Regions from separate parts of the Mus musculus genome. Here all the other regions are linked to region 3. Evidence: chromatin loops called from intact Hi-C (ENCODE). Cell type or tissue: left cerebral cortex. All regions are shown on one strand. Links, peaks and the distances in the headings refer to the core of each region. The heading gives the core; the rest is flanking DNA.

Evidence for each region. Peaks named below come from ENCODE experiments on the same cell type or tissue, not always from the same donor. Only the 100,000 strongest peaks of a DNase experiment are listed, where the experiment ranks them.
Region 1: a loop joins it to region 3, with 4 times the contacts of the local background. A loop is called at or near these places in 11 of 42 quality-filtered maps.
Region 2: a loop joins it to region 3, with 10 times the contacts of the local background. A loop is called at or near these places in 2 of 42 quality-filtered maps.
Region 4: a loop joins it to region 3, with 8 times the contacts of the local background. A loop is called at or near these places in 17 of 42 quality-filtered maps.

What each region holds. Positions count from the first base shown.
Region 1 is chr10:80,035,709-80,043,010 of GRCm38, forward strand. It overlaps Polr2e (polymerase (RNA) II (DNA directed) polypeptide E), which reads right to left and starts at 3,951. Exons shown (of 7, transcript NM_025554.2): 1 at 3,875-3,951; 2 at 2,731-2,905; 3 at 1,480-1,676; 4 at 1,207-1,265; 5 at 1,056-1,134; 6 at 819-890; 7 at 245-593. The coding sequence starts at 3,931. The coding sequence ends at 825. In left cerebral cortex, for the core only: a CTCF peak has its summit at 4,208; DNase peaks (open chromatin) are centred at 2,430 and 4,113; H3K4me3 peaks cover 2,054 bases; H3K27ac peaks cover 1,047 bases.
Region 2 is chr10:79,955,115-79,962,077 of GRCm38, forward strand. It overlaps Wdr18 (WD repeat domain 18), which reads left to right and starts at 5,038. Exons shown (of 10, transcript NM_175450.4): 1 at 5,038-5,258; 2 at 5,888-5,998. The coding sequence starts at 5,049. In left cerebral cortex, for the core only: CTCF peaks have their summits at 3,208 (motif pointing left), 3,966 (motif pointing left) and 4,959 (motif pointing right); DNase peaks (open chromatin) are centred at 3,205, 4,516 and 4,901; H3K4me3 peaks cover 1,457 bases; H3K27ac peaks cover 500 bases.
Region 3 is chr10:80,111,291-80,118,592 of GRCm38, forward strand. It overlaps Stk11 (serine/threonine kinase 11), which reads left to right and starts at 4,505. Exons shown (of 10, transcript NM_011492.5): 1 at 4,505-5,617. The coding sequence starts at 5,328. In left cerebral cortex, for the core only: CTCF peaks have their summits at 3,415 (motif pointing left) and 4,459; DNase peaks (open chromatin) are centred at 3,432, 4,339 and 5,596; H3K4me3 peaks cover 2,161 bases; H3K27ac peaks cover 1,966 bases.
Region 4 is chr10:80,050,544-80,057,845 of GRCm38, forward strand. Gpx4 (glutathione peroxidase 4) reads left to right here and starts at 3,022. Exons shown (of 7, transcript NM_008162.4): 1 at 3,022-3,172; 2 at 3,971-4,065; 3 at 4,157-4,301; 4 at 4,425-4,576; 5 at 5,380-5,404; 6 at 5,497-5,556; 7 at 5,643-5,896. The coding sequence starts at 3,089. The coding sequence ends at 5,675. Sbno2 (strawberry notch 2) reads right to left here. Exons shown (of 32, transcript NM_183426.2): 32 at 6,449-7,302. The coding sequence ends at 6,873. In left cerebral cortex, for the core only: a CTCF peak has its summit at 3,661; DNase peaks (open chromatin) are centred at 2,974, 3,632 and 4,086; H3K4me3 peaks cover 2,890 bases; H3K27ac peaks cover 1,592 bases.

The DNA.
Region 1 (7,302 bases), core at 1,413-6,412, 75 kb before region 3:
TCAAACCTCAAAGTGGATAGGAAGGGCTGGGTGTGGCCCAGGAGCCTGGCAATTGCATGGTACAAGTCCCTCCACAGTTCCACAACAGGGAGTCTGCTGTGTGGTAACTCAAGTGTGTCTTCGGAAACCACTCCACAGAGCAAGAGTGGCAAGGCCCTGGCCGCTCAGGCAGGAGCAACTGGGAGCTCCAGGAGGGACAGAACGCACCCTGAGCCAAGGCTCTCTAGGATTGCACCACAGTAACTTATCAAAGTATCCTTTAATTCTCAGGAGAGTCCTTCGAGAATGGAGAACTCTGAACAGAACAGTGACCCTGGAGTAAGGAGTGGGGGTGTGGCTGCAGCTCTGGAGTCACTCATCCTGCGACAATGGCCAGGACGGAACCCGTCAGTCAAAAGGCAATCCAGTTATGACCCACAGGCTGTGGCCCACAGCTGTCAGGGTGCTGTGCAGAGCAGTGGGCTCTGGGTTTCCCTGCATGCGGTGCAGCTGTGGGTTCCTCTTCATTGTTTTCCTGGAGACACTCACACCGAGAAGGAGTCCACAGATGTGCAGCAATCCTCCTGCTTCAGTCTCTGAGCACTAGGTTTCCCCTGGCAAGAGTATGGGTTGTTTTGGGTTTGTTTGTTTGCTTGCTTTCTGAGGCTTACTATGTAGCCCTGGCTGGTCTGGAACTCACAGACATCTGCCTGCCTTTGCCCCTGGGCATTAGGATTCAAGCCTACCCTCCCGTTACATTTTATTTTTGTGGGTGCAGCTCTGACCCTCTACCGGGTCAAGGACAAGTAGCAGGCTCATCTGGGCAGTGCTGGGCTCACCTGCGGCTACTGCACCAGGCGGTAGGTGATGTAGCGGCCAGCCGTCTCACTGGGGCGGATGATCTTCACGACCTGTGGGAGCAGGCAGGCGAGGGAGTGGTGGTGGCAGGGCCTTGGGACCACTGGCCTATGGCAATGGTGGTCTTGGCCTCAGAGACAGGGAGGAGATGGAGGAACCAGGGAGATCCAATAATTCCCAAAGGGCCTAGGAGGGGAACAACCACTGTGGCTTCTCACCTGCCCTCGCTTGATCCCAAAGTACCGTGCCACTGGGTCCCCGGCCTGGATTCTGGGTAGCTGGCTCTCACGAAGCTTGCTAGAACAGTCAAGGAAGCAGCTGGCGGGCAGCGCTGGGGTGAGGGGGGTGTGGGGACAGAGTAAAGGATACTATCGAGCCAGCAGTTCAGTCACCTCCTCCTTTGTCATGACCACGTGCTCAGGGACTAGCTGTGGAGACAGAGACCCACCCACAGGCACGCGGCCATCAGGAACTTCAACAGACCAACAGACTAATGGGTATTGTCATGGGGCTGGGACAGAGGACAAAACCAGGCTATTAATATCACCAAGTTGGATGCTCAGGGCCAAAACCGGGGAAGCACCCCGCCCCGGCCCGTGTCCTGGATGCAGGCAGCACTACGCCCCACCCCACCACACACACCTCGTGCTCTGTGATATTGATGAGCAGCTCCTGCTGTAGAAACTGTTCCAGCACATACTTCGGGGCCATGTCCACCAGGGACTGCTTGGCGGAGGGCGTCATGCCCTGCTGCACCACAATCAGCGCCCGTGTGATGTTTTCCTCCTGCATGCGCTGGCAGTATACCTTGATGGTCTTGATGCCCACCTTGGGCTCCTCTGCGGGCACACAAGCACCACCCTCACACTCACTACTGGAGCCTGTGGTCTTAGTTTCTCTGCTTGCAAGGGAAGACTAGAACATCAAGGCAGCCATGATGGGGCTGCCAGGGGGCTCAGCTATCACTGCAGAAGCTGCAGGGTATGCAGGAACTGCGGCCCCCCTGGAACGGGGGTGGGGGCTCTCAGCAGCTCTGGGGTTTGGGGGATATGGTACTGTCAGCTTAGACAGCCTCAAGGAGAAACTGACTGACCAAGAGATGGACCCTGTGTCTACATGAGGCTAGCCTTGTCTCCTCAGGCAGAGCGCAGGAGCAGACCCAGGCCACCTAGTTTGCAAATTGCTGGATAAACACAGGTATATTTACATTATGACTCATAATAGTAGCAAAATTAGTTATGAATTAGCAATGAAGATTTTATGGTTGGAGGTCACAATGTGAAGTGTACTAAGGGGTCCCAGCATCAGGAAGGCTGAGAACCAATGCCCTCCATAGTTGTCCCGGAAGTCATTGTATAGACCAGGCTGGCCTCGACTGCCTGCCTCTGCCTCTCAAACACTGGGCTTACAGGCATATGCTACCATGCCCATCCCCGCACCCCCCAATTCTCACACTAAAAACCAGGTCCCGGGGCCACAAAGCATTAGGTATTAAAAGAGGCAAGCTGTCTGGGGAGACTGAATGTAGCTGCACAGGGAGGTCCTGGGCTCCCCAATAGCCTTCACTCCCACAAGACACCTGCGCTGCTGGCAGAAGCTGTAGAATACAGCACACAGGGGGTGTGGGGGTGGCATAGCTGGCCCTGGGACTCCCAGGCAGAAGCTATAGAATACAGCATATAGGAGCCAGGGGGTGGAGGGCTGAGAGCTGGTTCTGGGGCTTATGGGATGAAAACGACACCAGCAAAAGGGAGGCTTCCCAGGGGAGACAGGGACAAAAGCAGGCAGCTGCCACAATCTTACAGGCAGCGTTAGGCCAGAGTGGGACATGCATTCACTGGCACCTGAGCCAGGGCCTGGAGGAGACCACTCCTGCCAGCCCAAGGGCCTCACCTGGGAAGAACACAAACATCTGGTCTGTGGGGTCATCGTTGTGGGCCACCAGCACCGTGAGGTCTGTGCGCCTTGGCCGTCCTTCGCTGGGCTTGTCCCCAAACTGCGCCTTGAATTCCTCAAGTGTCTGGTCCAGTTCATCCTGGGTCACCAGGTAGCCACGGTCATGACACAGCTGCAGAGACAAGAGGCAAAGAGGCAGTCAGCCTGAGCACTTAGCTCGCAGACCTGACCCTGAATGGCCGAGGCTGGGGACTAACACTGAACTGATCCAGCAGTACCCAAACTCTGTATAGGCTCAGACCACAGCGGCCCGGCCAAGCCTCTCCTCCCCCCAACCTCAGTGGAGCAGGCTGGGATTAATCCCCTGGCAACTGTAGGCAACCTTCTGAATACAGGCACCTTCCTGTCCCCAGTCTTGAGTGTTCCTGATGAGGGAGACTAGAGCATCATCCAGGATCAGGGCTGAGGAACAGGCATGAGGTGGCCCTGGGCTCCACCAACACAGCATAAGTCAAAACTATGCATACCTCTTTATCTAATAATGGTGTCTCATGTGTTCAACTCAAAACAACCAAGAATTTTTTCTTTTATTCCCTTTTTCTTTTTCAAGACAGGGTTTCTCTGCGTGACTTTGTCTATTCTGGAAATCACTATGTAGATGAGGCTGACTTCTAATTTAAAGAGATTCGCTTGCTTCTGCCTCCAGAGTGCTGGGATTAAAGGCGTGTACCATCATACCGGCTTGTTCTGTTTTTAAAAATACTGTTTTTTCATCCTATGTGTGTCTGGAGTCCCCAGAGATCAGGACAGGGCGTCAGATCCCCTGGAACTGGGGTTACAGATGGTTGATAGCTTTCGTGTGGGCGGCTACCTAGCTCGCATAAAACCAAGTGTGACCACGCAGCAGCCCCCTCTCCCGAAACGGAGCCCACCCAGGCCTTTTCCCCTGAGGCAGAGTTAGGAGGTGGAAGCAGTAGGATTTCTAAGAGTTGAAGCCAGCGTGGGTGGGCTCCACACTTTAAACGGGGATGCATTCCAATCCAGGAGGATTGGCCCCTGCGGGAGGCGGGCCTCGGCGGACAACCCGCAGTTAGTCCGCAACTGAACGCTCGCTCGCATAAAGCTCCTCACGCTTGATCACCTGCATGATCGTCTTGCGGATCTTCCACAGCCGGTAGGTCTCCTCCTCGTCGTCCATGCTGTCGCGCTTCCCAAACAACTGTGCACGCGCGCTCGTGGAGCTGCCAGCACGGAGCCTGCGCCGGACGCACAAAATGCCCCCCGCCCCCCGGCAGTGCGCCTGCGCCAAGGGCTGGGAAGGCCCCCGCCCAGGTTCGTGCTGTCTAAGGTGAACGCCGGAATAAACCTACTTTCCACGACAGGCTGCGCGTTGGGCAGCCCCAGCCTTCACCGGGGCGGTGTCGCGCGTCGGGAAGATCTCGCGATACTTGACCTGATAACAGTTTTATTTCCCTCCCTTAGGCGTCTCCCGGGCTGTAGTCCACGCCTTTAATCCCCGTCCTCGGCAAGCAGATCTGTGAGTTCGAGGCCAGCCTGCTCTATAGCCAGGTCTACAGAGAAAACCCTGTCTCGAAAGAAAGCAAGAGACCAGTGATGAACAGCCAGGTTCATGTGCCTCAATTTCCCTTTTTATACAAGTTTTTATTAGTGTATCTGCACTTTACATGAGAAATCGGATGCAAGCACCCACATGAGGTGGCCCCCAGCCATTTGTAACTCCAGCTCCAGAGAGTCTGATGCCTCTGGCCTCCAAGGGCCACACTTACAGGTCTATACCCACATGCAGACACACAGATAAACATAGTTAAACGACTAAAAATCTAAAATGAAAACAATCGATGTGCGGGCATACACACAATGAACAAACAAGTGTGTATATGGTGGGCTAACTCGTGAAAAGTTTGAGAAGGTGGTGAGAAAATGAATCCTAGGGAAAGGGATTCCAGGGCTAAACCCTTCCAACTATACAATGGGAGTTCACAGGAACGCCCCTTTCTCCTTTTCTTTCTTTCTTATTTGTTTATTTATTTATTTATTTATTTATTACATGAAAGTACACTGTAGCTGTCTTCAGACACTCCAGAAGAGGGAGTCAGATCTCATTATGGGTGGTTATGAGCCACCATGTGGTTGCTGGGATTTGAACTTCGGACCTTCAGAAAAGCAGTCGGGTGCTCTTACCCACTGAGCCATCTCACCAGCCCTCTCCTTTTCTTTGGGGGAGTGTGCTGACTTGAAATTTGGTATAGAGACCAGGTCTCAACAGCGCAGAGAATGGCCTGCCTCTGCCTCTCAGTGTTGGGATTAAAGGCGTGTGCCACCAAGACTGGCAAGGTCTGTCCTTGGAAGTCCAGATGCCTCCATTCTGTCCTGATGTGCGTCTGACAGCTCATCTACAGATCATCACCAGTTCCTGCCTGAGAACTTAGGCTGATCCCAACTGGGAAAGACAAGTTTTTGCCAAGTACACTGAGCCCACCATCTACCCTGTAGACCAAGGGGCTTAGGCTGCTACAGTTGGCCAAAGAAGCCATGAGTGTGCAAAGGAAGGGGACATGGGCAAAGACGTTTCTTGGAGAAGAGAGCATTGCCTGGGCCTGGGAGTGGTGGCCGATGCATTTGATTCTGGAGGCCAAGTGGGTAGATTTCTGTGAGCGCTGTGCTGAACACCCCCCACCCCCAGCAGGGGAGCCCCTGACTTCCACTTTCAGGGGGGACATGACCCTCTCATTATTGGTGGTAGTGAACAGTCAGAGCCTAAGTATGTGTACTTGGGACCTTAGGAGCTTCCCAGTGGCCATGTGGATAAGTGTCACTGAGGGTGTCCTCCAGCCCTTGCATGTAGGAGCCCCTCCTCCCACCTCCTCTGTGCCTGGGATCCTGCCCCTTGTTGTGACTGGTGAGACTGGGGTCTCCCTGGCCCCTTTCCTGGGACCCTCTCAGCCAGTCCCCCAGCCCATCTCCAGCTGACTGCAGAAGCCTCTCTACCAGGGACCCCACAGCAACCACACTGGCCTAGGATCCACAGAGGGCAGCAACCAAATAACTGAGCAGATGCTTAGATCCCGGTGTGAAGGCCCCGAGACCTTAGCACGGCTGATGGAAGAGCCATACACTGTAAAACTCAGCTGAAACAGCACCAGCTGCCAAGACAAAAACATAGGCCGGGGACTGGTGAGATGGCTCAGTGGGTAAGAGCACCCGACTGTTCTTCCGAAGGTCCAGAGTTCAAATCCCAGCAACCACATGGTGGCTCACAGCCATCTGTAACAAGATCTGACGCCCTCTTCTGGAGTGTCTGAAGACAGCTACAGTGTACTTACATATAATTAATAAATAAATAAATCTTTAAAAAACAAAAAACAAAAACACAGGCCTTAGTCATCAAAGCCCATAGCTCTGGGAAAGTCTCTAAATATACTAACCTTGCTTTTTGACCTCTGTAGTTCTGCCTCTGGATACATGTTCTTGCTAGGGCTGGAGAAATGGCTCAGTGGTTAAGAGCACTGACTGCTCTTCCAGAGGTCCTGAGTTCAATTCCCAGCAACCACATGGTGGCTCACAACCATCCGTAATGAAATCTGATGCTCTCTTCTGGTGTGTCTGAAGATAGCAACAGTGTTCCCACATACATGAAATAAATCTTTAAAAAAAAAAAAGTTCTAGCCAGGCAGCGGTGGCACACACCTTTAATCCCAGCACTTGGGAGGCAGAGGCAGGTGGATTTCTGAGTTCAAGGCCAGCCTGGTCTACAGAGTGAGTTCCAGGACAGCCAGGGCTACACAGAGAAACCCTGTCTCCAAAAAAAAAAAAACAAAAAACAAAAAAACTTTTTGCTAGTGAAGTGTGTCAACCCAAAACATGGCTTTTGTGCATAAAAGCTCCTCCTGAGAAAGGCTCAGTGCTACACTGGGATTCCGAATACCCAGGGGTCCTTGCTGGCTGGAAAACAAAGACTTTCTCCTGGCTTCTCTGGTGGACACCTCAGAGCAGCAGAGCAAATACAAACATGAACAGGCAGGATAATAGAGCTCCTCCTCTGAAGGCCAGCAGCCCTACGCAGGGAGGCAGGCGCTGAGAGACACAGACAGCTGAAGCACAGGCCAGGGCCGGAAAGCAGTAACTATAGGAGCTCCAGGACCCTAAACTGGGCACAGATAAATCCTTGACTGCAGCTGAAGGAAGTCATGAAAATAATTGAAGACTGAGGTAGAAGTTCACAAAGACAGAGAATCAAGCCAGGTGCAGTGGCGCCACGGGCCTTTGGTCCCAGCACTTGGGAGGCAGAGCTCTGCAAGTTCAAGGCCAGCCTGGTCTACAGAGGAGCTCCAGGACAGCCAGGGCTGCACAGAGAGACCCTGTCTTGACTGAAGTGAAATGAAAAATGCAGACTATCAGGCAAAGCCTGAGCTCAGCGCCCACTGTGCATGTCCCTCTCTGGCGACGCAGTGCCCACTGTATGTGTCCCTCTCTGGAGACGCTTCTTGAGTAGATGGGCACAGAGACCCACAGCTAGACAATGTGCTATGAGCAAGGGACTTCGGAACT
Region 2 (6,963 bases), core at 1,964-6,963, 160 kb before region 3:
GAGACTTAGGAAGCACCTGGTTTGTGTGGAGGAGGCCCTGCCTGCTGCATGCTTTCTCCTTTCACTTCATGTCTGTATGGGTGGTGGGTGCAAGGTTGCCCCGTGGATGGTGGGTGGGCGCTGTGTGCAAGGTTTTCCCCTTCCACCCCATCGGTCTCAGGGACTGAACTCAGATCATGGAGAGGGTGGGGTTCCTGTCTAGCTACTGTTTCCTTTCTTGCTTAAAAGAAAAACAGAACAAAAACCAAACAAACAACTTTACTATCTGAGAATTTCATACAGTCTATGCTGACTGTATTCTCTTGGGACAGGGTCTCATTACAAAGCCTTGCTGGCCCAAAACTCAAAGCACAGAGATGGGCAATGCCTCTGCCTCCCGGGAACTGGAACTAAAGCCGGGAGCCACACGCATGGCCTGTCTCAGAACCTTTGCATAGGCTGTTCCCCTGCATGCCTTCCCTGTCGGCCTCCTGTCTGTGAGCCATTCCTTTCTAGCCCTACCCTCAGCTCACACTGAGACAACATCAGCCCATCTCTGTCCTCTGGGCTAGTTACATGTGACGCTCACACCTCCACCTCCTCCCCGCCCCCCCCAAAACCAGGTGGAGCCCTCTTAAGCCAACTAACTCCCCAGGGCTCGCCACCAACCCCCACGGCCACCACGTCCCATCATCCAGGGACCAAAGCTCCTGGTAACCTCCAGGAGACCAGGCCACCTACTTGCCTCCTGGCTTCCGGCTCACGAGTCCCTCAGCCTCCAGAGAACTAGAATCAAAGGTGTGTGCTGCCACACCTGGCTTGGCCACTTCCAGCTGTGATGTGCCTCAGTGGGCACCAGGGAGAGGGTCCCTGGGCACACCTTGACGGGCAGTGACCTTACACAGGGGACTTGGGAGACTGCATGACTCAAGGCAGATGCGGCCTAGTGGACAGGCCCAGACCTGGCCCACCCGATGCTCATCCTGCCTGCTCTGACTGAGGCTGGCCCAGGCTAGTCCATCCTCAGGTTGCTGACAGAATTGAGGAAAACAGCTGCTGGCTGGCTCCTACTAGCCCCTCAAACCAGCATTTTATACCCTGTTCCTGAGGAAGGATGTCATCCACCTGCCCCTGACACCCAACTTGGGGGTGAAGGATAAGGGCCAGCTGTTTTTGTATTTGTTTATTTATTTTTAAAGTCTTTCAGGAAAATTGGCTTAGTTGGTCCTGCTGTTTTCTCTCCTTGGCCAAAGAGCATCAGAAAGGGAACTTGAGTGGCCCTGAGGCTGCACAGCTCTGAGATGCCTCAGAGCCCTGTAGCACATCCCACCCAGGGATCCGAAACTACTCAGACCGGCAGAACAAAATTCCAGGGAGGTCAATTGGACCTCCCTCCTCCTGGGGGTGGGGGGGAGGTTCCAGTATCATCCTTTCCCTCCCTCCTCCTGAGGGGGGATCCACTATCATCCTTTCTCCCCGAGGAGTCCCCAGATGATGGGCCATCCATGGGGGGATGGTTAGGCAGTGACAGAATGGAAACATTGGGGCTACTGTATGGGGAATTATGTTTGTGCCTCAGTTTCCCCTGATGCAGCTCCCTCAATCATTGGTGGTTCCTTCCATTTTTTCAGAGGTCTGGCAACTGGGTGGTCTCAAACGCCCAAGTGTGGCTTTTGTTCTTAAAGCCTACACAACTGGACTATCCTCATTCCAGGGGCTGGGCTGGAGGCGGGCTGACCTCTAACCTCAGAGTCTGCCTGGCCACCCACCCCCAGGGAAGGAACGTGACCAAGCCTCAAGGGCTGGCCTGCTGCAGGAGAGCCTGCCCCAGCTGCTGTCCCTGCCCAGCACCCTAGAATGGAGGCTGAGAAAGCTTCAGGTCAGATAGGGATGTACCTGGGGCCTGAAGCACATGAACCCATCAGCCACAGGTTGTTGGGGCGTGGGGGGAGGCAAGGAACCAGTGGACTAGATTCCTACAAGGAGCTCACCCACCATTCAGACCTGACAAGTGGAACTTTGCACCCAAGTTCAAGCTCCCAAGTTGGCCTTTGACACACATACCTGACCCCCGTGCTGAGGACCCAAAGAAGATAGATTGTCTTCTATCTTTCTTTTATTTCTTATTATCTATTTAAATTCTGACATGGGGTCTCATGTACCCAGACTAGCTTCAAAGGCACCAAGTAGCCCAAAATGACCTCAGATTCCTGGTCCCAAGTGTTTGCAATGACACCTGTGCACCCATGCTTGTTTTCTGTGACACTGGGGATGAAACCCATCCAGGGCTTCATGCTGCTAATCCAACCCCCTCTACCAACTCTTCTACCCCCACTACTGAGCCCTTTCTTTCTTTCTTTCTTTCTTTCTTTCTTTCTTTCTTTCCTTCCTTCCTTCCTTCCTTCCTTCTCCTTCTACCCCCACTACTGAGCCCTTTCTTTCTTTCTTTCTTTCTTTTCTTTTCTTTTCCTTCCTTCCTTCCTTCTTTCCTTCCTTCCTTCCTCTCCTTCTCTTTCTTTTTGTTTTTTTCAAGACAGGGTTTCTCTGTGTAGCCCTGGCTGTCCTGGAACTTACTCTGTAGACCAAGCTGGCCTCGAACTCAGAAATCCGCCTGCCTCTGCCTCCCAAGTGCTGGGATTAAAGGCGTGCGCTACCACTGCTGCCTGGCTGAGCCATCTGTTTCTTGTTTCATTGTTTTTTAAATTAAATATGTATGTATCTGTGGGGGGGGGGTACATTCACTGGCATGCAGGTCCCTCTGAGTGCCAAAGGTGTTGGATCCCTGGAGCTGGAGTTACAGGTGACTGTGAACCACCCTGGAGAAGGTGCTGGGAACTGAACCCAGGTATCCTGCAAGAATAGCAAGTGCTCTTACCCACTGAGGCAGCTTGAGATAACCTCTCATTTCTCTTCTTAGTCACACTTTAGCATTAAAAGTAGCTTCATCCTAGCTCATAGGCAGCTGAGGTAGGAGTGTCTGGTGTTTAAGAACAACCTGAGCTTAAACCTTGGGGAATAAATTTCCTCTCTCCCATAATGAAGTAGCACATGACTGTCCCCTCTAACGTTCTCAAATGCAGCTCTACATGCTCCATCCTCTGCCAGACCTGTGTCTGTGCCACTGGACAGCACCTTGTTCCTGAGTTTCTTGCTCAAAGTGGTGCCTTCTCTTGAGAACCACCTACCGTGTCCTCCCTGTTCCCCCGCAGCTCGAGCCTGCCATCTTGGGGCCACATTGGGTGACACGCCTCACTCGGACTCGTTTCCTCTCTTTCTGGCCTGAGGTCGCAGGGTCGCTGAGTCCAATGCTTGCACCCAGCATGCAACCTTGCTCCCTTCACAGGCCCAATAGCTGCTCTTAGACCCAGCTCACCATCCCACCGTGCGTCCAGCTCTGCTGCCACGGCAGGCGCAGCGCTCTGGCAGCCACATTCCCAGCTGCGATTCCACAATTGCTTGCAATCTCCTTTACTAACAGCACATGGAGGGAGGGAGGGAGGGAGGGAGGGAGGGAGGGAGGGAGGGGACACTTGGTTTTAGACCTGGCCTATGACCAGCAGCTGTGACCCGAGGCTAAAGGTTGCTTGGCTAGAGATTGACCTTTTGGGTCTACACGGAGTGAACCGAATACAAATTTGAAATTTATGGCTCAAAAGAGGAAAGGGCAAAGAAGCGGCAAATCCATAAAGGGCGTGGGTCGATTGGTAAGAGTTTAATCACCAATTCACCTCAGCCAGACATATTATCCTTGATGAGTATGTAGCCTGATTTTACATGCAGTAAGTCACTAACTTCATTTGGTCTAAATAAAGTATAAAGATCAGTGGTTTATATTTTTGCTATAAAACAAGGTTTAAAAAGTAAACCGGGGGCTGGTGAGATGGCTCAGTGGGTAAGAGCACCCGACGGCTCTTCCAAAGGTCTGGAGTTCAAATCCCAGCAACCATATAGTGGCTCACAACCATCTGTAACAAAATCTGACTCCCTCTTCTGGAGTGTCTGAAAACAGCTACAGTGTACTTACATATAATAAATAAATAAATCTTTAAAAAAAAAAAAGTAAACCGGTTTCAGAGGGAAAGCCAGGAAAGGGGACAATATTTGAAATGTAAATAAAGTAAATATCTGAAGAAGAAGAAGAAGAAGAAGGAGGAGGAGGAGGAGGAGGAGGAGGAGGAGGAGGAGGAGGAGGAGGAGAAGAAGAAGAAGAAGAAAAGAAGAAGAAGAAGAAGAAGAAGAAGAAGAAGAAGAAGAAGAAGAAGAAGAAGAAAGAAGAAGAAAAGAAGAAGAAGAAGAAGAAGAAAAGAAGAAGAAGAAAAGAAAGTAAATAAACCGGTCACCGGTGGTGGAGGCTCAAGGCCACCCAGCACATAAAGAGACACTGTCTCGAAAAGAAAGAAGGAAAGAAAGAAAAAAAGAAGGAAAGAAAGAAAAAGAAAACAAAAGAAAGAAAAAAAAAAGACAAACCCAGCAAACAGGTAGCAAAAATACCTTCCACTACACAGAGGTAATACAGTGCTGACCGGCCAGGGACTCCCCAGTCTTCTACGCATGTGCAGGAATCCAGTTTTGTTTTGTTTTGTTTTGTTTTGTTTTGTTTTGTTTTGTTTTGTTTTGTTTTGTTTTGTTTTGTTTTGTTTTGTTTTGTTTTGTTTTGTTTTGTTTTGTTTTGTTTTGTTTTGTTTTGTTTTGCCCCGCCCCGCCCCGCCCCGCCCCGCCCCGCCCCCGAAGAAGCTCCTGGTGTTCTTTAACCTGCTTGGCTGGGTCTAGCATTACGCCTTTCGCGCACTGGCTTGTACGCATGTGCAGGTCGTCTGGCTACGCCCTCTCACCTGCTGCTAGCTCCGCCCCAGAGCCGCGAACTTTTTACGCATGCGCACGTTAGGGCTCCTGGAACCCGTAAAGCACCAGGCAATCAACAGCCTCCTCGGCTTGGTGAAGCTACCGCGCATGCGTAGACTTTCCAGTTTGGCCTCTAGGAGGCGCTATGGCCGTTCTAGTCGGCCAGGAGCCATCTTAACAGTCTCTCTAAGGATGATGGGATTCAGGGGCGGGACTGGCAGAGCAAGATGGCGGCGCCCATGGAAGTGGTGGTGTGTACTGACGCCGCGGCACAGCTCTGGAGCTGCGTGGTGTGGGAGCTTCATTCGGGCGCCAACCTGCTCACCTACCGAGGCGGCCAAGCGGGGCCGCGAGGCCTGGCGCTACTCAATGGCGAGTACCTGCTGGCGGCGCAGCAGGGCAAGAACTACATCTGCGCCTGGGAGCTGCAGCGTAAGGTGTGGGGCCTCAGCGTCCGCGGGGCAGCCGAGAGTCCTGGGGCGCCGCCAGGGTTGGGGTCCCGGCGACCCTGGGGTGGCTGCGTGACAGGGCGTACTCGGAGGCCGAGGGGTTTTCTCCTAGGGAGATGGCGCCAACGCACGCGTGCTCAGATGAAGATCGATGGCGAATCCGCTTTTGCACGCTTGTAGTGTTAGGGACGCCAATTTTGATGCAGAAGGGAAAATGGGGTCCGTTAGAGGTCATGCTTTTGGACAGCATGGCAGATCAGAGATCTTGAGGAGCCGCAGGAAGACAGAGACCGACGGCCCGTCCTTTTGTTACCCTCGTAAAGAGTCGCAGATCTTCATAGTCAGGACTGACTGAGGCCTGGGGTTACTGGTTCTGATGTTTCTGGAACACAGAGCTTCCTTCTTGTCCGCTGGGATCCCTACTGCTGAGCCCTGACCCTGCCCTTCACTGGGAGGTTCTAGGCAGTGGTTCTAACCCTGAGCCGCACCGACAACCCCTCACTTGAGCAGTCTGTCTCCCCAACCCCCTTACTCTTGCTCTCTGTACTAAAAACTTTAACCTTCCATTGCCTCCGTTCTGATACTCACATAGTTTGTCTTGTATCCTGTGTCCCTAGGATCAGCTCCAACAGAAAATCATGTGTCCTGGGCCTGTCACCTGTCTGACCACAGCACCTAATGGCTTGTATGTCCTGGCAGGAATTGCAGAGAGCATCTACCTGTGGGAGGTGAGAACAGCTTGTCACACGTATGTGTCACTTGGGAATGCTAGAGAGTAAAACTGGTTGGTGTCCAGTTTTACCTGAGGTAGGCAGGTGGTCTTGGAGATCTTACCCATGACTTCTGAAAACAAAAATGTGGCCATGTCTATAGGGTCCTCATTTGTGACTGAGATACAGGACAGTGTTCAACCTGCTGGTGGCTCTAGTGCTGTCGTGAGCAACCAGGAAAGAAACTTAGAAAAGGGCAGTGACCAGAATTAGTACAGAGGAGGAGGAGGCAGGAACCAGAAGCAGTGCAGAGGAGGAGGAAAGCATTTATTTACACTTGTGGTTTATATGAGGGAAGTCAGCGCAGGAAGCAGAAAGTCAGTTAACATCCATAGTCAGCAGCAAAGAGAAATGCTCCCGTGATTGACTACACTTGTTGCTCTTGCAGAGGACCTGGGTTCAATTCCCAGCACCCACAGAATGGCTCACAGCCATCCATAACTTCAGTTCTAGAGAACTTGACACCTCTTTTGATCTCAGTAGGCACCAGACTGCCCACTGCATGCACATACAGGCACGCAGGCAAAATACTCATAAAGGAAATAAACCTGAAAAAAGAAAGAAAAACTGTCTACTGAATGAGAGAGCTGGCTCAGCAGTTAAGAACATTGGCTGCTCTTTCAGGGGATCCAGGTTTAGTTCACAGCACTCACATGGCAGCTCACAACTGTCTGTAGCTCCAGGGAACTAAGCACCTTCAAATCTGGCCTCTGAGAGTACCCCTAGACCTACAAAGAAATTTAAAGCCTGGCAGTGGTGGCACACGCCTTTAATCCCAGTCCTTGAGAGGCAGAGGCAGGTGAATTTCTTAGTTCAAGGCCAGCCTGGTCTACAAAGGGAGTTCCAGGACAGCCGGGTCTACACAAAGAAACCCTGTCTCTAAAACCAAAAAAAAAAAATTTTTTTTGCCGGGCGTGCCTGGT
Region 3 (7,302 bases), core at 833-5,832:
CACTGGCATGCAGTTATGAGGTAACCAAGAGGGTGTCGATCCCCTGGGACTAGAGGCATGGTTGTGAACCATCATGCTGGTGCCCTGAACTGGACCTGGATCCAGCAGCTGGTGTTGCACCCCCTGAGCCTCCTCTCCAGCCCCATAAACCCTTTGTTTTGATGGACTTGAACATCAAAGACAGTGCACATGATGTGTGGGCAACTGATGGTGGAGGTGAGGAGAGGGAGTCAGAGCCACACCCCACTTCAAGCTGGAGTTAAAGGCAGTTGTGAGTCACCCTAAATTCACAGAGACCCACCGGCTTCTGCCTCACCATTGATGGAATTAAAAGTGTGCACTATAGCCAGATGTGGTGGTACACACCTTTAATCCCAGCACTCAGTAGGGAGAGACAGGTGGATCTCTTGAGAGTTCAAGGCCAGCCTGGTCTACAGAGTGAGTTCTAGGACAGCCAGGGCTACTCAGAGAAACCCTGTCTTGAAAAAGCAAGGGGAAAAAAAGAGTGCTTCATGACAACACCGAACACAATTTTTTTAAAAAAGATTTATTTATTATTATATGTAAGTACACTGTAGCTGTCCTCAGATACACCAGAAGAGGGCATCAGATCTCATTACAGATGGTTATGAGCCACCATGTGGTTGCTGGGATTTGAACTCAGGACATTCAGAAGAGCAGTCGGTGTTCTTAACCACTGAGCCATCTCTCCAGCCCCGAACACATTTTTTTTTTTTCGAGAGACAGGGTTTCTCTGTATTGAGAAAGTGCTGGAATTAAAAGTATGTGCCACCACCACCCGCCTTTTTTTGTTTTTTTGTTTTTTGTTTTTTGTTTTTTCAAGACAGGGTTTCTCTGTGTAGCCCTGGCTGTTCTGGAACTCACTTTGTAGAACAGACTGGCCTCCAACTCAGAAATTCGCCTCCCTCTGCCTCCCGAGTGCTGGGATTAAAGGCATGTGCCACCATGCCCGGCTCAATTTTTTTTTTTTTCGAGACAGGGTTTCTCTGCATAGCTCTGGCTGTCCTGGAGCTCACTTTGTAGACCAGGCTGTCCTCGAAAATCAGAAATCCACCTGCCTCTGCCTCCCCAGTGCTGGGATTAAAGGCGTGCGCCACCACGCCTGGCTCAATTTTTAATATGATATTTTATTGAGACTTTCATACATGGTTTTTGTTTGTCTCTCTGTGTAGCCCTGGCTGTCCTAGAATTCACTCTGGAGATCAGACTGGCCTTGAATTTAAGAGCTTTGCCTCCTGAGTGCTGGGATTAAAGTCATGTGCCGCCACTGCCCAGTGAGTTTAGAGGTTTTCACTGGACAGTTTCTGGTGGGGTGTTTTGGCTCAAATTATCCAAACATTTATTAGAGTTTTTTCCTTTTTTTTCTTCTTGAGACACTCTTGCACTCTACAGCCCAGGCTGGCTTCAAACTCAAAGAGATCCACATGTCTCTGCCTCTGTCTCCCAAGTGCTGGCATTAAAGACATAAATGACTACTGCTGGCCTAGTTTTGATATTTTTAAAAAAGATTTATTTTATGTATATGAGTACACTGTAGCTGAACAAATGGTTGTGAGCCTTCATGCAGTTGTTGGGAATTGAATTTTAGGACCTCTGCTCGCTCTGGTTGGCCCTGCTTGATCCAGTCCACTCTGCTCCTTCAGGCTCAAAGATTTATTATTATACATAAGTACACTGTAGCTGTCTTCAGACACACTAGAAGTGGGCATCAGATCTCATTATGGGTGTTTGTGAGCCACCATGTGGTTGCTGGGTTTGAACTTAGGACCTTAAAAGAACAGTCAGTGCTCTTACCCACTGAGCCATCTCACCAACCCTAGTTTTGATATTTTTATTTTTATGTTTTCTGCTTCTTTGGAGGTTGTAATGGCTATTCCTGGTTGTCAGCTTGACTATATCTGGAATGAATTACAATCCAGAATTGGAAGGCTCACCTGTGATCCTGATCTGGAGGCTGGAAGATACAAGTTTCTGACCTGGATCTTGGCATGGAGATCTTGAGGCATAGTGACTATGAGTCCCAGGAGACTAAGACAGGGAGAGCTCCGAGTTCAAGGTCAGCCTGGGAAAAAACAAGTCCCAGATCCAGGCCGGGTGGTACACACCTTTAATCTGGGCCACACCTTCTGATAGAGACCTACAAGGACATTGGAAGAAGGAAGACTCCCTCTTCTTTGCCAGCACAGCTGTTGGAATCTACTGGCCTGTGGGACCGAGCAACTGTTAGATCTTTGGACTTCATTCACAGCTGACTGTAGTTGGAAAGTTGGACTGCAGACTGTAAGTCATCATCACAAATTCCCTTACTGTATAGACACTATCCATAAGTTGAGTGACTCTAGGGAACCCTGACTAATACAGAGATGGTAGCACTATGTAGCCCAAGCTGGCCTGGAACTCACTACGTAGTTGAGGGTGAACTCTTTCCTGCCACCGCCTGAGCCTCCTGTAAGTGTGACGTATGTGGCAGCAGGGATGGAAACAGCCTGGCTGCAGGCTTCATCTTTAGTCTGAAGTTTTCCCTCCTGGTGGCTTCTACCCCACCCCCCACCCCAGGCACCATTCCCATTGTGCTTCTATGGTCTGGAATCTGCGGCCTCTCAGGGATAATTCATGTTATTGAAGTGGTACTGAGTTCCCAAATTTACAAAGTAGCTGCTCTACTGGAAGTCACAGTTTTGGTTCTCAGCACTCTCACATGCCTGGTCACAACTATTTGCAACACCATTTCCAAGGTATCTGAGGCCTCAGTGGGGTCCTGAATGTGACAGACATACACACAGGTAAATATGATAAATCTCTAAATACTTCTAACTATATCTCTGACCCAGAGTTCTCACCAGAGTGATAACTCTTCCCGTCAGAGAATTCAGGGTAATGTCTTGGGGACATGAGAGGCTGTCACACTGGGGGAGCTCAGGTACAGATCGGGTAGAAACAGAATGTTGTCTATTGCCCCTGACTCTTTCTGGATCTGTCCTTGGAGTCTGTCAGGGGAAGGGTGGAGGTGGAGGAGGAGACTTCCTTATCACTGCCATAGTTTAAGGCAATGTCAGAGCAATGAAATGGAGGTGAAACTCCAGAGTCTCCCTGTGTGATGTGGGTGCTGGCCAGCAAACCTGTGTGCTCAGGAGAGCAGCCAGTGCTCTTCACCCCTGACCTGTCCCTCCATCCAGCCTGACTCTGTTTGTCTAGTCTGTGTTTTCCCTGGATTTCTGTCTTCACGTCTGTTTCTCTGATCTTTTTTCTTAATTTATGTGCTTGCATAAGTCAGTTCTCTCCTCCTTTTAAGTCCTGAAGGCTGAACACATGTAGAGCAAGCACTTTTCCCACCTTTCCTGGAGTCTAGGTCTCTCCCTCCCCCAGGACTCTCCTGGCAGTACACCCCGCCCCCTAGTGGCCTCGGAGGGAACCATAGACTCACGGATCTATGGACCTTGTAACCGGCCTGTGCGTAAACTTGTGTGTAGAGGGAGTCAGGCAGGGTGAGCACTCGTCCCTCAATCATACTCCAACCCTTATTTTTTATTCGTGCAGTTAAAAAAGGGCACAGATAAAAATAATTAGATTAACCACCCAAAAACACTGCAGCAGGTGAGTTGAGGCCAGCGGCGACGTCTTACCCAGCCACCTTTTTTGATAACTGTTATTTAAAATTCTGTGTTGTGTGTGTGCGCGCGCGCGCCTACCACGGAGTCCCTAGGTTCAGAGACAGCCTGAGGGAGGCATTTCACTCTAGCCACCTTGTGAACTTACGGGGATCGAACTCATGAAGTCAGATTTGACGTCAATCGCCCGCAACCTCTGAGCCATCTCACCAGCCCAGCTGCTCTTATTTTGCACAGGAAACGCTCCTCTCTATGCCATGGATCTCAGAGGCGCTACATTAAGGCTTCAGGTTCGGGAGTGTCGACTTTGGGCTACTTTTTGACCTTTGACCCCTCCCCCAAGGCCGTTAAGAGCAAGCCTGGGCTGGATCTCTTTAGGGATCCACGAGCCTCTCTCTCCACCCTCCCCCATGCCTCCAGTCGCGGCCGTTCCCCGGAGGACGTTGACGCGCGTGAACTCTAACCGGAGGCCCGAAACTCCGAGGTCACCACAGCCAGCCCAGAGGTTTCGCTGGCCCGTCGCGCTTGCTGACGGGCGTCTGCGACAGCCACTGGCAAATAAAGTCCCGCCCCCACACACCAGGGCCAACCACTGAGGGGCGGGGCTTGAAGCCACAGCCCACGGCCGCTCCCTTACAGTCGCTTGCTTACTCCCATTGACGGGCGTCTCAGACAACCAATGAGAATTTAGATCACGCCTTCTCAGATGGAACCCGAACTGTCCAATGTCAGCTCGGGCGCCCACCTAGATCCAAATAGCCCAATCCTCGTTGGCGATTGAGGCGGGTCCGAAAGGTGGGGCCTAAAGCTACAGCCAACTGCCGCGCACGTCGGCTCCGCGAGGGGGCGTGTCCACCGTTGCGACGTGCGACGACGGCGCGGCGCAGGGCGGTAAACAAGATGGCGGCGGCGTGTCGGTCTAGGAAAGGGGAGGCGGCTCACGGCGTCCGCGAGTGAGGCGCGAGTCGCCGAGGGCGGCGCCGGCGTGGAGTTGTCTCTCGCGGGCAGCATCTTTCTGCCTGGAGTTCGATTCCCCCCTCGCCGCTCCGGCCTCCTGCCTGTCGCGCGGCGGCTAGGCGGCGAGGGGGACGCGCCGCCTGGGGTGGTTTTTTTCCCCCCTCGGTCCCCGGAAGATTTCCTGTCCGGATTTCGTGTCCGCGACTTGCGGGTGTCCCGGTGTCCCGCGTCCGGGTGGAGTCTGCGCCCCGAGAAGTCGTAGAACTAAGGGGCCGCGCGCGGCTTCGGCGCGGGCCGGACATGGACGGCGCGGACCGGCCTCGACGCGGCCGCCTGGGCCCCTGAGCGCGGGGCCCAAGTGGCGAACATGACCTAGCGGCCCGCGCGCCGCGACGGCGGACCGTCGCCTCCGTCGGAAGCAGCGTCCCCGGGGACCCGAATTGGGGGGACGCGAGGGTTGGGGGGGCTCATTGCTTTTTTTTTTTTCATTCTTATTTTCATTTTTTTTCTCCCTGAGCACCTAGAAGAAAAGGGGAAAATCAAAAGTGAAGAATTGGCGCCCAGGAAGCGGACGTGGACCCGGTTGTGGGGACCGGGAGAGTTGTGGAGGTCGTTCCTGTTTTTCCCCGTTCCTTTTTTCCCCTTCTTGGAACATTTGGAAGAAGCGGGTGGGGGGGGGGGAATTCGAACTTGAAAAGAATTGGCGCTCCCGAAGGGGACGAGGACAAAGAGTGGGCCAGGATGGACGTGGCGGACCCCGAGCCGTTGGGCCTTTTCTCCGAGGGCGAGCTGATGTCGGTGGGCATGGACACCTTCATCCACCGCATCGACTCCACCGAGGTAATCTACCAGCCGCGCCGCAAACGCGCCAAGCTCATCGGCAAGTACCTGATGGGGGACCTGCTCGGGGAGGGCTCGTACGGCAAGGTGAAGGAGGTGCTGGACTCCGAGACCTTATGCCGCAGGGCGGTCAAGATCCTCAAGAAGAAAAAGCTGCGCAGGATCCCCAATGGAGAGGCCAACGTCAAGAAGTAGGTGCCAAGGGCCTGGGGCCGACGCGGGCGCTGCCTTGAGCTCCTTGGGCAGCCCTTCCTCCTACTTTCTGGCTCTTCTCTTTCCTCTAACCGTTTTCTCTTCTCATTTCCTTCCTCCTTTTTCATCTCTTTCCTTTTACTGCCTTATCTACCCCATCTATCCCTGAGCGTCACCTCGTGGGGTCTGTATGTTAGGGCAGCCTGCAGGACTGTCCTAGCAGGAGGTCGTGCAGCCAACTGCGCCTCCAGCCCCCCTCTTTGGGCCAGGTCCTGGCGCAAGTCGCGCCTGGCTTCTTTGGCGGGCGTTGCCAGGCGGGTGGCTAGTTTGTTTACGCAGCTAGAGGGAACCGGTGGGGCCAAAAATAATGGTGAAGGGGGTGGGGGGGGTAGCCGGCCAGTGCTTGCGCAGGTCCCTGCGGTGTCGTGCGCGTAGTTGGCGTCGTTGGCCCGTGGGGACTCTTTATCGCCTGCTAGGCTTGGCGGAACTTGGAAAACTTCACCTACCGGCTTCCAAGAAGGGGCCTTATCTTTGGGACCAGCACTGGCCACACTCTGCCTAACTGACCTTGCCTCTGGTCCTGTCCCAGGAAAGGCTGGCAGCTTCTTGTTTTTGCCAGCTGGGCACTGCTTTGAGTGGTACGTACAGGAAAGGAAGGTGGACAGATATCCAGGATCAGATGTGTGGACCCAGGGGTGGAGCAGGGCAGGCTGGTGGCCTAGGCTCCTCTCAGGACCTCCTTGGCCTTTTTTGTAGGAGTGGTCTTAGGTCAGTCTTGCACTGGGGAACCTGGGCACCCAGCATCAGGTGTTCCTTCAGAGGCCTGAGCTTGGAAATTCCTGGCTTGAAATCATTGTCTCAAGGTGGAGGTGCCAGAGGTTGCTCACCTCCAGGTGGTGTCTGCTGGTCTCCAAGGCAAGTGGCTTCCTTTGGCTTCAGGGTAATGGTTCTTGGAAGCCCACCATGTCTGGGAGGCTGCCCAGGCCTGCATCCTGGCTTGGGTCAGCTGCAGTCCTTGTAACACATGGCAAGCCTGTGTGCTCTCTCTGCCTGTGACAGAGGGCCCCAGAGCTCTGTCTGCGACTTCCTAGCCCTCACCTGCTGCTTTAGGCTTCCTGCCATCTCAACACCCAGGTTGGGGTGTGGCTTGCAGAGCCAGGCAGGTTCAGCTGAGAGAGATTGGTCCCTAGATCCTGAAGTAAACCCCCCCCCCCATGAATTAGTGATGCTGGACACAGTCAACACTGGAGGTCATCAGGACTGGGGAGCTCCTACACACTAGGGTGATATAAGGAGCCTGCACGGTTCCTCAAGACAGGAGTTGGTCTGGGCAAGTAGACACATGCCTCTCATTGCAGTGCTGGAGAGACTGAGGAAGGAGGATTGCTTCTGTTTCTAGACCAGCTAGGAGTGCATGGGAAAACCTGGTTTTATAAGGGAAACTGGTTGGTAGGGTGAAGGCCCCAGGACCCACAAGGTGAAAGCAGACTCAGTTCTCACAAGTTTGCTCTGACTTCCATGTGTATGCTGTGGCACATGTATATACACACACAAGATAAAAACCAGGAGGAGAAACTGAGGCAAAAGCTGCAGACTGACACACTGCCCTGCAGTAAGGTGCTTGACTGGCAGGATACAAAGCCAGGTATCTCCATGGGAGTGCTGGTGTTCCCCACTTCCTGAG
Region 4 (7,302 bases), core at 1,478-6,477, 60 kb before region 3:
CCCTAAATACAGTTCGTCATGTTGTGGTGACCCCCTAGCCATAAACCTCCCATTGCTACTGTAATTTTGTGACTGTTATGAATTGTAATGTAAATATCTACTGTGCAGATGATTTGATAGGGAAGAACCTCCGAGAAAGAGTCCCCAAAGGGGCCTCCACCCGAGGTTGCCTCCGCTTGTATGGTTTCACGGCCCCAACTTATTTCGAGCAGTTAAACATGTTCGACAGAGGCAGAAACTCCAAGGCTGTTTGGACGAAGGGGGGAGATTTACAGTTTAAATATAATTTCAGTCTTTTGGTCACAGACTAGGGGCCTGTTGCCTGGCAGAATCCCGCCCTTCCTGCGAGTGGCCTTGAGGAAAGAGGGGATGGACTAGCCACAGGACTCATGGGCCACCTTTGAACCCCAGGGCTTTGATATGGGGGGACCCGGTTACAGGCCAGCTGTGAGCCCGGAGTCAGTCTCCTTTTGTTATGGGGATGAAGCTTAACTGGCTAATCTTTTTTTCTTTTTCTTTTTTTTTTTTTTAATCCCCCCCCCCTTAACTGGCTAATCTTAATAACAAACCTGAAGGCTATTCTCTGTCCTCCGTTTAGCGGCCCGGCCTACTGTCCCTAGGTGGCTGCTCTACCCGGAGCACTCCCTTAGTTAAATTCCACTTTGCATAACTTAATCTTTCTTAAGTCCTTCTAGCAGGTTGTCCACGACCGCGGCTTCTCATTCCCAGGGTCCCCTGTTGGTGGCAATGGCTCTGTCTTTCCAGTGCTTGGGGAGCAAGAGGCGAGAAGCTCCGAGGAGCCTGGGGAAATTGGAGACCTGGTCTCAGAAAACAAAGGAAATTAGAAACAAAGGCTGGGGCTTAAGGCCTCACTTGGTATGTGTAAAACCTGGGGTCCACACCCAGCACCCGATAAACAAACAAACTTGTCATCCCGGCAGGCACTCAGGAGGGTGAAGTAGGGGGATCAGGAGTTCAAGGTCATCCTTGGCTACAAAGTGAGTTTCAGGCCAGCCTGGGCTACGTGAGACCCTGTCTCCAAAATAACAATGAGGTAAAAGTCAGGCTCTGTCCAGAAGCTGGTAGCTTCTCAGGAACTGCCAAGTAGCTTTTCGCAGAAGCCCAGATCTTCATTTCCCAACTGGCTGAATTAGGGTGAAGTTGGGGTCACTTGGGAGAGGAAGGCACTCCATATGCAGATCCCTCCCAGAGCCTGGGGCTGGGTTCCTGAGTGGCCGCCTTCAGCCCCAGCCCTTCAGCCCCAGCCCCTCGTCCAGAAGTACGGGCCTTTGAGACGCCCTGTGAGGGTGTGTTGTGTATTTACAACTTAAGCTAAAGCTCAAGTGCAAGTCCCTTAGAGGTCTTCAGTGACTCTCAGTGTCACCCCAGCTTGGGGGCTGGGAGGAAACAGCTGACTTCCTGAGGCGGGGGGGGGGGGGGGGCCCTCAGGGCAACTGAGAACTTACAGGACAGGATTGGGCAAGAATGTATCTGACACCCCAGATCATCTTAACCTTGGGGGGGGGGGTGTCTGCCCGTGGGGCGTGAGCTCCCTTGGACCCAGATCCCCGGGAGGGCTCCTGTCTCGCGGATGGCTTACTCCAGGGTTCAGAAAAAGAGGATTGAAGGGATTAGAGTCCAGGCGAGGGCGTGGACAGGCAGCTGAGCTGAGGAATGTCCTGAGTCACTCCTGTGACACGGGGAGGGCAAAGGGCCCAGTGCTGGGCTGAGAGCTGTGGGGGCTGGACAAGGCCATAGGTGAAGTTGCAGGAGGAACTGTTGGGCCTTCAGCTTCTCACTTAGGCCCCTAAGACCTGTGGCTTCTTTGATGTAGGCAGGGACCTCTGAGGACAATAGTAACTATTTATATGTCTCTTGCCACCTTGCTTTCCTGACACAGGGTTCACTGTAGCCTTGGCTGACCTGGAACTTGCTTACCAGACCAGGCTGCCCTCTAGGCTCCAAGGGCTGGGGCTAAGAGTGTGACCACTAGGCCCATCTCCATCTTGGTTTTGAGGCAGGTTCTCTCTCTGACCACGAGTACTTGGGTGACCTGACTTAGCTGCAGGGATGCTCCAGCCTCGGAATCGCAGGTTCTGGAATTACAAGAGCATCCTTGTGCACCAGATTGCGTGGGTGCTTCGATTGGGACATAGTCCTGTGTTTTCATGGCAATGGCTTTCTCACCAAGCCCTCTTATCACCCCCTCAAATCAACTTCACAGGAATCAATATCTACAGGTGACAAGATAGGGCCTGGTGTCATTGACCTATCTATCACCCTAGTACCTAGGAGTCTAAGGCAGGATTGCTGAGTTCTAAGACCGGCTGAACTGTAAAATTGGGGGTCGAGGGGGGGGGGAGAAGCTACATCTGGGGTTCGGGACTCAATGGGTTGAGAGCCCTCACTTGCATGCTGCAGGTTCTGGGTTCCATCCCTACACCTCATGGCAGCACACTTTTGCCATTCCATAGTTTAGGTTAGCCTGAGCTACAGGAGGCAACCTCTGATAAAGAAAATAGAAATGGAAGGGATGTGGGGATTGGCCGACACCGAGATCCCAGCACTCAGTAGGCTGAGGCTGGCGGTCCAGGGGTTCAAGGTCATCCTCTGCTATATAAACAGTCCAAGGCTAGCCTGGGTTACATGAGATTCTGTTTCCAGTAGAAAAAGGAGACTCCTGTACTTTCAAAGGGGCTCTTTAAGGGGATGACTTTGACACGCTTTCTATTCCCAGAGGTTCCCCAAAGCGCCCTGGCACCCTGCTCCGCTGCAGGCAACCTCGCGGATAACTGTCCACAGCCCTCCAACGCGTCGTCCGCGAGAACGCGGCTCCCGTTTCTCCCGCGTCCCTATCACTGGGCATGCGCAGTTGCTGATAACAACAAACTCGTAAGCCCAGCCCCGCCCAAGCCGTCCCTTCATTCAGGCTTCCCATTGGCTGCAGGGGCCTCGCGTCTTAGCGCAGGCGCATCTGACCAATAAGAGACGTCAGTGGGCGTGCCCGAGGGCGGGCAAGCCATACTCGGCCTCGCGCGTCCATTGGTCGGCTGCGTGAGGGGAGGAGCCGCTGGCTCCGGCCGCCGAGATGAGCTGGGGCCGTCTGAGCCGCTTACTTAAGCCAGCACTGCTGTGCGGGGCTCTGGCTGCGCCTGGTCTGGCAGGCACCATGGTGGGCTACTGGGAACTTGGAGGATCGCGGGTGGGGGCGGGGTTCGGAGTCGGGTCACCGTATCCAGGGTGGAGATCAGGGGTCGTGGGATCGGTTAGCTAGAGAAGGGGGCACCCAGGTGGGAAAGCGGAGCCTGATAGGCATCTCCGGGGTTGAACAAGGCTAGGCCTCGGCGCGGGAGGTCCTTGGGCGGTGAGAACCGGTGTCGGGGTCACCATAGCGGGCTCTGACCTGGTCACGCGCCCTGCCCGGCCTGGTGCGTCACAGTCGGCGGCGCCTTGGCTACCGGCTCTTTGTCCCCGCGCTGTGCTTGGGACGCACAGACCGGCGGGCATGGGCCGCGCGGCCGCCCGCAAGCGGGGACGCTGCAGACAGCGCGGCGGATCCCCGAGAGGCCGGCGACGCCGTGGACCTGGACGCCAAAGTCCTAGGAAACGCCCGGGCCCTCGGCGAAGGAAAGCGCGCGCGCGCCGCCGCAGGAGGGCGCGCCCTCGCCGGATGGAGCCCATTCCTGAACCTTTCAACCCGGGGCCTCTGCTGCAAGAGCCTCCCCAGTACTGCAACAGCTCCGAGTTCCTGGGCTTGGTGTGCGGCCAGGGATACCCCTGCCGTCCTCTTCCCTGGTAGCATATTCTAGGGGTGTCCACAGATCTTATCAGGACGACCTGAAAGGGGCGTACTTAATGGAAGGAACCTTGAGACTCCTCCACCTAGTGCCCCAGGACTTTCTTTCTTTGGCACCGGATTCTTCTCCCCTAGGGGACCTGGGTTAGGACACTCAGTTTTCCTGTTTTACAGTGTGCATCCCGCGATGATTGGCGCTGTGCGCGCTCCATGCACGAATTCTCAGCCAAGGACATCGACGGGCACATGGTCTGCCTGGATAAGTACAGGTGGGTTTCTAGTCATATGGGCGGTGTGCATGGCTGGTCTGAAAATGGGGATTTCCTGACTGGCTTCATTCCCACTCTTTCTCTCTCCCAGGGGTTTCGTGTGCATCGTCACCAACGTGGCCTCGCAATGAGGCAAAACTGACGTAAACTACACTCAGCTAGTCGATCTGCATGCCCGATATGCTGAGTGTGGTTTACGAATCCTGGCCTTCCCCTGCAACCAGTTTGGGAGGCAGGTGTGTGGCTGTTCCCCAGGCAATGCCCCTCATACGGGGTGGGGGTGGGGGGCTGTGTCAGTGTGTGTGTGTGTCTCAGTGTACAGTGTAGTGTATCTTCCAAGTAAATGTTGCTTCCTGCAGGAGCCAGGAAGTAATCAAGAAATCAAGGAGTTTGCAGCCGGCTACAACGTCAAGTTTGACATGTACAGCAAGATCTGTGTAAATGGGGACGATGCCCACCCACTGTGGAAATGGATGAAAGTCCAGCCCAAGGGCAGGGGCATGCTGGGAAAGTGAGTGGCCCTGGGGGAGGGAGGGGACAGATGGCTCTGGACCTGGGTGGGGAGCAGGTGCCAAATTTTTAGGTTTTTTTTTTTTCCTTGTTTTTTTTGGGGGGGGGTGTGTGTGTTTCATTGTGTAGCTCTAGTTTGGGTCAGAACTCAGAGATCTGCCTGCCCTGCTAAAGTGCTGGGATTAAAGGTGTGCACCACCTGGCTGAGCCTCAAAGATGACTTTAGTTGTATTTTATGTGTATGGGTGTTTTGTCTGAGTGTATTTATGTGTACCACGTAGGTACAGTGTCTGCAGAGACTAGAAGAGGGCATGGAATTTGCCAAAGCTGGGGTTGGTGGGTTGGTAGCCACCAAGTGGGGCCTGGGGGCTGAGTTTGAGTGCTCTTTAAGGACAGCCAGTGCTCACAGTCTTTGGCCTGTCTGCCCCTACCACGCCAGATTATTTTCATTTTGTGTATGCGTTTTGTGTGCATGCAAGTCTGTGTCATGCATGCATGCATGCTTGAAGCCCTCCAAGGCCGGAAGACAGCCTGTGAGTCCTGGGAATTGGAGTTAACAGACTTTCGGTGCTGGGAGTGTAGCCCATTCCCCAGAAGAGCAGTGCATTCCTCTAACCACCAAGGGAGCTACAGCTTCAGTTTCCCTGGCTGGCCTGGAACAGACTATGTCCAACCAGGCTGGCTTAGAACTCTCATATCCACTTGCCTGTTTTCTAAATGCTGGGATTAAAGTTGTGTACCACCATGCCCTGGCAGGTACCACTTGTAAACATTCTTTTTTTCTCCTTCCCCCTCCCCTCCCAGTGCCATCAAATGGAACTTTACCAAGGTAAGTGGCATACAGTGTGGGAATGTGTCCCAGCTCCCCTCCCTCCTCCACGCTGGTGCTCAACTGTCAACACATGTTCCTCTGTCTTACAGTTTCTCATTGATAAGAACGGCTGCGTGGTGAAGCGCTATGGTCCCATGGAGGAGCCCCAGGTAATTATTACCTTTGCCAAAGCAGCCCGAGCCAGGGCTGTGTGCAGTTGCTGAGGGGCACGTCTGAACGAGTTATCTCCCTACAGGTGATAGAGAAGGACCTGCCGTGCTATCTCTAGCTAGCCCTACAAGTGTGTGCCCCTACACCGAGCCCCCCTGCCCTGTGACCCCTGGAGCCTTCCACCCCGGCACTCATGAAGGTCTGCCTGAAAACCAGCCTGCTGGTGGGGCAGTCCTGAGGACCTGGCGTGCATCCCTGCCGGAGGAAGGTCCAGAGGCCTGTGGCCCTGGGCTCGAGCTTCACCCTGGCTGCCTTGTGGGAATAAAATGTAGAAATGTGCTGCTGTGTGTCTTTGGGTCAGAAACTGAGCAGTGGGGATCAGAAGGCAATGCCTGTGCTCCAGGACTCTGCAGGTACAGGTCTGGGTCGGCTGCTCAAAGGTCCCTGCTGAACCCAAGGCTCTGCCCAGGCCAGCTGGAAGGACCAGGATGTGGACAGGGCTGTTTAAGGATGGTGGTAACCTGCTAGGAGGCCTGAGGTCTGGGATGCTGAGCCAAGGTTGCCGCAGAGCTGAGTTTGCCACATCCCATGTTCTCTGGGGGGATTGTGGGGTGACTACCTACGGTGAGTAGGTAGAGTGGTATCATTCAGCTTTGAGAATGTCCCCTGCCCTTCTGGACTATTGGCCTTTTCACTCCCCGTGGAACTGTGAGCTTTGTGCTTCCAGTCTTAAGTGATCTTAGGACTATGGGCTAAGTATCCTAGGCTGCCTTCCTCTGGTCTTCCACTGACTTATTGAAGACCTGCCCTTCCCCAACCCCTCTGCAGGGGTTGCAGCCTCAGCTCTGTGATCCTTAGATCCCCCCTTCCACTGACCTGTAGGCCACAGCACAAAGTAAGCAAAAGGCACATATATTTTAAAAAAGATCTTTACATATGTACACGAGTTCATTATAAATACATAGAAACCAGGGCCCGCCGGCTGCCCACAGACTCCGGGGCTGGGGAGAGGCGGGTGACAATAATTTAGGGAGCAGGGGATTGCATATATTAACGGGGTCTGCCCCGTGGAGCCCCCATAGCCAGCGGGGCCCGAGCACCGATTTCCTGAGTTACCAGCTCTCTGGGACAACCAAGCCCCACGGCTTCTAGGCTGCGCAGCTGTAGCAGGTGAGGCACAGAGAGGCCCCACTCCCCACTGGCTGGGAAGGCACTGTGGCCAGGCACCTCAGTAGTCATGGGAGCCTCTGCTTGCAGAGGAGCCCATAGGCCTTGCTGCCCAGTACAGTTGTAATCCAGAGGCTGAAGTAGCAGCCTAAGAGTTTGGGAAGGGTGGGCTGAAGTGGATGACGCTCTGTCGCTCTGTGCCCCCGCCACCCACGCCCACCAGAGGTGCAGGGGTTTCGGTGGGTCCCGCGCGCAAAGAGCGGAGCATGTCTTCCAACACTTCCCTGAAATTGATGTCGCAGCTCTGGTGTGCCAGCTCCACAGGGTTGGTAGCAGGGTCTCTAGCACCCAGCATCAGAGAGCTGGGGTCTGGGGGCGGCAGCGAAGGGAAGGCGAAGCGCGGAGGTGTTGGGAAAGCCTCAGCTGGGGGACTGTAGGTCAAGTCCAGCACCTCACCCGGACCGCAAGGAAGCGTAATCGCACGTGGAGTGGGTGGGCGCGCTGCCAACCCATGGGTGCTGCGGCGCTTCACTTCTGCATCCATCAGCTGCAGTTCCTGCAGTACGCGGTGAACGCAT